Linked DNA regions of Homo sapiens: region 2 is linked to region 1. Evidence: read pairs that join two places in POLR2A ChIA-PET (ENCODE). Cell type or tissue: CD4-positive, alpha-beta T cell. All regions are shown on one strand.

Region 1 (2,500 bases):
GGGTTTCACCATGTTGACCAGGCTGAACTCGAACTCCTGACCTCAAGTGATCTGCCCGCCTTGGCCTCCCAAATTGCTGGGATTACAGACATGAGCCACCACATCTGGCCAGCCCCAGTTTTCTCGTTAGGCAATTAAAGATGAAGGTTCTATTTCTCTTGGGGCAAGGTGGGTGGGGTAGAGCTTGGCTTTCAGACCCATCTCCCCTGCCCATCCCTACCCCTTGAACATACTTCCAGGATCTCTCTCCTTCAAGGCAACCCCAGGGGTTCAATTCAAACATTAAGCTATTACGGGGGCCCCTGGATGCTGAATGTGATTGTCCCAGGGTTCAGCATGCACCTGGGCACTGCCAGCCCGTTCACTGCAGCCCCACGGATAGTTGTACACAACAAGCCAGTTTTTTAAGCCTTTCCTATTTCTTGTCTCAACAGGTGGGCAGCTCATGTTCTCATTTTTAAGACAAAGGAAAGCTCCAAGCCTGCAGCCTCATGGGGTGGACCCCACCTTGTATGTCATTTGGTTATCTTCCCTGTCTTTACTGATTGTTCATTATAAAGTGGGAGAAATAATCACAGTCCCTACCTCATAAGATCATAGGAGAGTGGAGAGAATTAAAAAGAATTACCTGCAGACTAGAAAAATAAATTAAGGCCGGGTGTGGTGGCTCACACCTGTAATCCCCGCACTTTGGGAGGCCGAGGCGGGTGGATCATGAGGTCAGGAGATGGAGACCATCCTGGCTAACACAGTGAAACCCCTTCTCTACTAAAAATACAAAACATTAGCCGGGAGTGGTGGCAGGTGCCTGCAGTCCCAGCTACTCAGGAGGCTGAGGCAGGAGAACGGTGTGAACCCAGGAGGTGGAGTTTGCAGTGAGCTGAGATCACGCCACTGCACTCCAGCCTGGGCAACAGAGCAAGACTCCATCTCAAAAAAAAAAGAGAAAAGAAAAATAAATTAAAAAGATAAAAAGAGTTGCCACCCTGCTGCTCTTGTAGGGAGTGCAGATGTCAACAACTACCTGCCCAACCATTCAGGCAGCCATCCCCCCTTCCGTGTGGCAAGCTCCAGGCCCTCATCTTTGCCATCTTTGTATATATTCAATAGTTTGCTTCCTCCCCAGCTCCAAACACAGTTCAGGTTATCAAAACCTCAGGGAAATGTTTGTTGAATGACTGAAAAATGGAGTCAATTACTCAATTCATTGATCTAAAATTAAGTGATTTTTAGAAAAAAATTCAGGGGGACATATGCATGACCTTGCAAATTTCTTTTTTTTTTAGATGGAGTCTTGCTGTGTCACCAGGCTGGAGTGCAGTGGCGTGATCTCAGCCTCCCGAGTAGCTGAGACTACAGGCAAGAGCCACAACGCCCAGCTAATTTTTTGTATTTTTAGTAAGGACAGGGTTTCACCATGTTGGCCAGGATGATCTCGATCTCTTGACCTTGTGATCTGCCAGCCTCAGCCTCCCAAAGTGCTGGGATTACAGGTGTGAGCCACCGAGCTGGCTGCAAAAATTCTTAAACAGGACATAAAAGAACTAAGCATAAAGGGAACAATGATAAATTGGGCTATATTAAAATTAAGAACCTCCTTGTTCAAAAGACACCATTAAGAAAGTAAAAGGTGGGCTGGGCATGGTGGCTCACACCTGTAATCCTGGCACTTTGGGAGGCCAAGGTGGGCCAAAGTTGAGGCTAGGATTCAAGATCAGCCTGGCCAACATGGCAAAACCCTGTCTCTACCAAAAATTATTTTGTCTATACAAAAATTCGGTGGGCATGGTGGCATGCACCTGTAATCTAAGCTACTCAGGAGGCTGAAGTATGAGAATTGCTTGAACCTGGGAGGCAGAGGTTGTAGTGAGCTGAGATAGCGCCACTGCATTCCAGCCTGGGTGACAGAAGGAGACTCTGTTTCAAAAAGAAAGAAGGAAAAAGGTAAGCCACATAGTGGGATTCATATCCAGGATATGTAAGGAATTCCTAAAATCAATAAGAAAAAGACAGAACACCACAATAGAAAATGGGCAAACTAACTTGAATAGACATTTCACAAGAAAAGATATTCAACTGTCCAAAAAGCATATTAAAAGTGCTCCATTTAGTTAGTTATTGGAGATATCAAAATGTAAAAAATAGGTTTCACTGCTAAATGACTAATCAAAAAGAAGGAAAACACCAAGTGTTAACAAAATGTGGAGTAAAAGGAGCTTCTATACACTACTGGTGATTAGATTGGCGCAAACTACTAGAGAAAACTGTTTAGCAGTAGCCACTAAGGCTGACTGTGTGAATACTGTATAACTCAACAATTTCACTTCTAGGCATATAATCAACAGAAGTGCATTCGTGTGCTCCAAAAACAAAAGTGCTAGAATGTTCAGAGGAGCAATACTAGAATATTCATAATAGCTCCAAACTGGAAACTACCCAAATCCTCCTCAATAATGGATAAATAAATTCTGCTGCATTCACACAATGGAACACTTGTTCC
Region 2 (2,500 bases), 180 kb after region 1:
GGTAGTAGCTAAACTGGAACTAGGATATCCGGGCCAGAGCCCTGTCCAGCAGGCTCCCGTCTGCCTGGCATCCCTCCACCCTCTTGCTTTGTCTCTAAGCAGATGGCTCAGCCCGTTGGTGCACAGGCCAGTAGTAGGGTCAGTAGATGTGTGTTGTGGGGGTCTGGCTGATGTCTTCCTCTCACCGGCCTGATCATACCTGCCTTCCTTTAGTCAACAGTTTCAGATACCTATTCTGCCAACGTCTGTGCCAGATGAGGACTCCAATCCTGCTCATTGCCCTCAAGGAGCTTCCACTCTAGTTGGGTATAGTCGGGAGGAAACAGGAGATAGAGCATAGTGTTCCAAAAAGGCAAGGAGGAGATCTGCCTGGGGAAATCCCGGAAGGCCTCCCAGGGGAGGCGGCACCTTGCTGGGGCTTGAAGAATAATAGGATCTAGTTTGTTGTTACCAAGGACCCAGTAACATTTAGAGCAGGAAGCTGGACCCCCTGGGATGGAGAAGAGGTAGGCAGGGACCTAACACCTTCACGCTCTGCCCACCGGGGTGTTGATGCCTGTGATTGAAGCTGGGGCCACATGGTTGAGGGGTGAGTCTATGGCGCTCCTGTCCCACCTCTGGGTTGAGGGGTGAGTCTGTGGTGCTCCTGCCCCACCTCTGGGCTACCGGCCCCTCCCCGATTGAGACTCTGAGGCTGACTGGAGGCAACGAGGAGGGACCAGACAAGTGAGGGAGGGTGGGAGGCCGAGGGCTCGGGTGGCCCCTAGGTTACAGGTGCGACTGGGGGCAGAGAGGGTGCTCCATGCAGAGGGAGTTGCTGTGTGTCTCCTCCCGGGCCCACTGGGGCTCCTTGTTGGGTCCTCGTCACACACGCACCCCACCCCTACTCCCAGCTCTTCACCCCTGGCCACAGCTCCAGAACTTGCAAGTGTCCCAGTCACCCTGAGAGAGATGGACCTGAATCTCACCAGACCTCTGGGCAGGGGCATGGATCGGAGGGCAGGTGGGGTGGGGGAGGCCAGGTGAAGGGCATTGGTGAGCAGGGGAGTGTCCTGCTTTCTGCTTCCCCTTCTGGCCAGTTGGCACACAGCCTTAAGAGGCAGCATGGCAGTCATGGCCTCTGGAGTCCTACAAGTGAGTTCAGGTCTGGGCTCAGGTCTTTAGCCTCAGTTTACTTCATCTGAAAAACATGGATAGTGATAGAACCCGTCTCAGAGGGTAGCTTTGAGAATCACATGAGGTGAGGTCTAGAAAGCTCTTGGCACATTGCCTGGTATGTGGTAAGGGTTCAGCTATTACTGTTTTGGGGTGTGGCTCAGTGTGGGATGGGAGGGAGAGGGGGAAGTGCCCTGCTTCCAGTCTTTACCCCATTCCTTCCTTCCTGCCTGGCCTGGGCCCCTCCTGCACAGATGGCCTAGGTACCCAGCCTGGAGGCCAAGGCTGGATTCCCAGAGTCTGCCCTGGTGGAGTGGGAATAGCAGGTTCTCTGCAACTCAGGGGAGCTGCCCTGCAGGGCTTCCCACATGTGCTCAGGCCCCTGTGCCAGGTCTGGTGATGCTTCCTCCTTGCCTTTCAGGATCTCCTATTGCACAGCAGACAAGATGCACGACAAGGTGTTTGCATACATCGCCCAGAGCCAGCACAACCAGAGCCTCGAGTGCCACGCCTTCCTCTGCACCAAGCGGAAGATGGTCAGCGGGGAGGGCTGGGGCGGGGACAGGGTCCAGTGGCCTTGGCAGCCTTGCTCTGGGTGGGGGGCTGTCTGGTGTGGGAGGCAGGACCCAAAGGTGACCATTACTTAAGAAGAGGGTGAAATCTCTGGGAACCCCAAGTGGGTGCCGAGAGCTAAGGGGTACAGTGGTGGGGCTGCAGGCAGGCAGGTGAACCGCCGGTCAGCTTTGTGTGGGCAGTAGCTGGCCCATGTCCCCAGTGTGTGTCTGGGCCTGTTCTCTCTGTAACGGGATTTGCTGGGTTGAGATTGTTTTGGATCTCCTGTCTTTAATATGGTCTAGGGATGCAGGGCCTTCTGGTGATTGGTCCTCGGAAATGGGAGATCAGGGGGGCCTAGGGTGGAAGGCAAAGGCGAGAGCCGTCAGAGAACCAGGCTTGCTGTGACTGGAGTGTGGAGGGCAATGGCTGTTTCTTGGTGCCTCCTGTGAGTTCATTCCAGCTGTGACCAGAGTGTGGAGGACAGTGACCGTCTCTCGGTGCCTCCTGTGTGTGCATTCTAGTGCTAGGCTTCCAGGTCTTCACTCGTTTAATTCTCACGGCTCTGCAAGGTGGCAACTGTTACTCTCTCCATTTTTTTTTCTTCTTTTTTTTAAAGTTTTAATGAGGAAACAGACTCCCAGAGGCCAGCTATCTTGCTGTCAGGGTTAGAGTGGGGGTTTAAACCCACGTTTCTTCCCCTCCCTGCGTGACTGGGGAGTTCAGAGCTCCTTGTCTCATTTCCAGGACACCCCCTGACCACATCTTAGCTGGGATGAGTGGGAACCTTGGT

What was found. Peaks named below come from ENCODE experiments on the same cell type or tissue, not always from the same donor. Only the 100,000 strongest peaks of a DNase experiment are listed, where the experiment ranks them.
Region 2: POLR2A ChIA-PET joins it to region 1 with 10 read pairs; 2 of 35 experiments call an interaction of 5 or more read pairs at or near these places.

The regions. Positions count from the first base shown.
Region 1 is chr1:25,375,981-25,378,480 of GRCh38, forward strand. All of the region lies in intron 7 of RHCE (Rh blood group CcEe antigens), which reads right to left. Among named protein-coding and RNA genes, the nearest start is that of TMEM50A, 39 kb to the left of the region's middle. In CD4-positive, alpha-beta T cell, no CTCF peak of the experiment used is centred here; no DNase peak of the experiment used is centred here.
Region 2 is chr1:25,555,577-25,558,076 of GRCh38, forward strand. LDLRAP1 (low density lipoprotein receptor adaptor protein 1) reads left to right here. Exons shown (of 9, transcript NM_015627.3): 4 at 1,577-1,691. Among named protein-coding and RNA genes, the nearest start is that of LDLRAP1, 13 kb to the left of the region's middle. In CD4-positive, alpha-beta T cell, no CTCF peak of the experiment used is centred here; a DNase peak (open chromatin) is centred at 1,285; H3K4me3 peaks cover 575 bases; H3K27ac peaks cover 2,104 bases.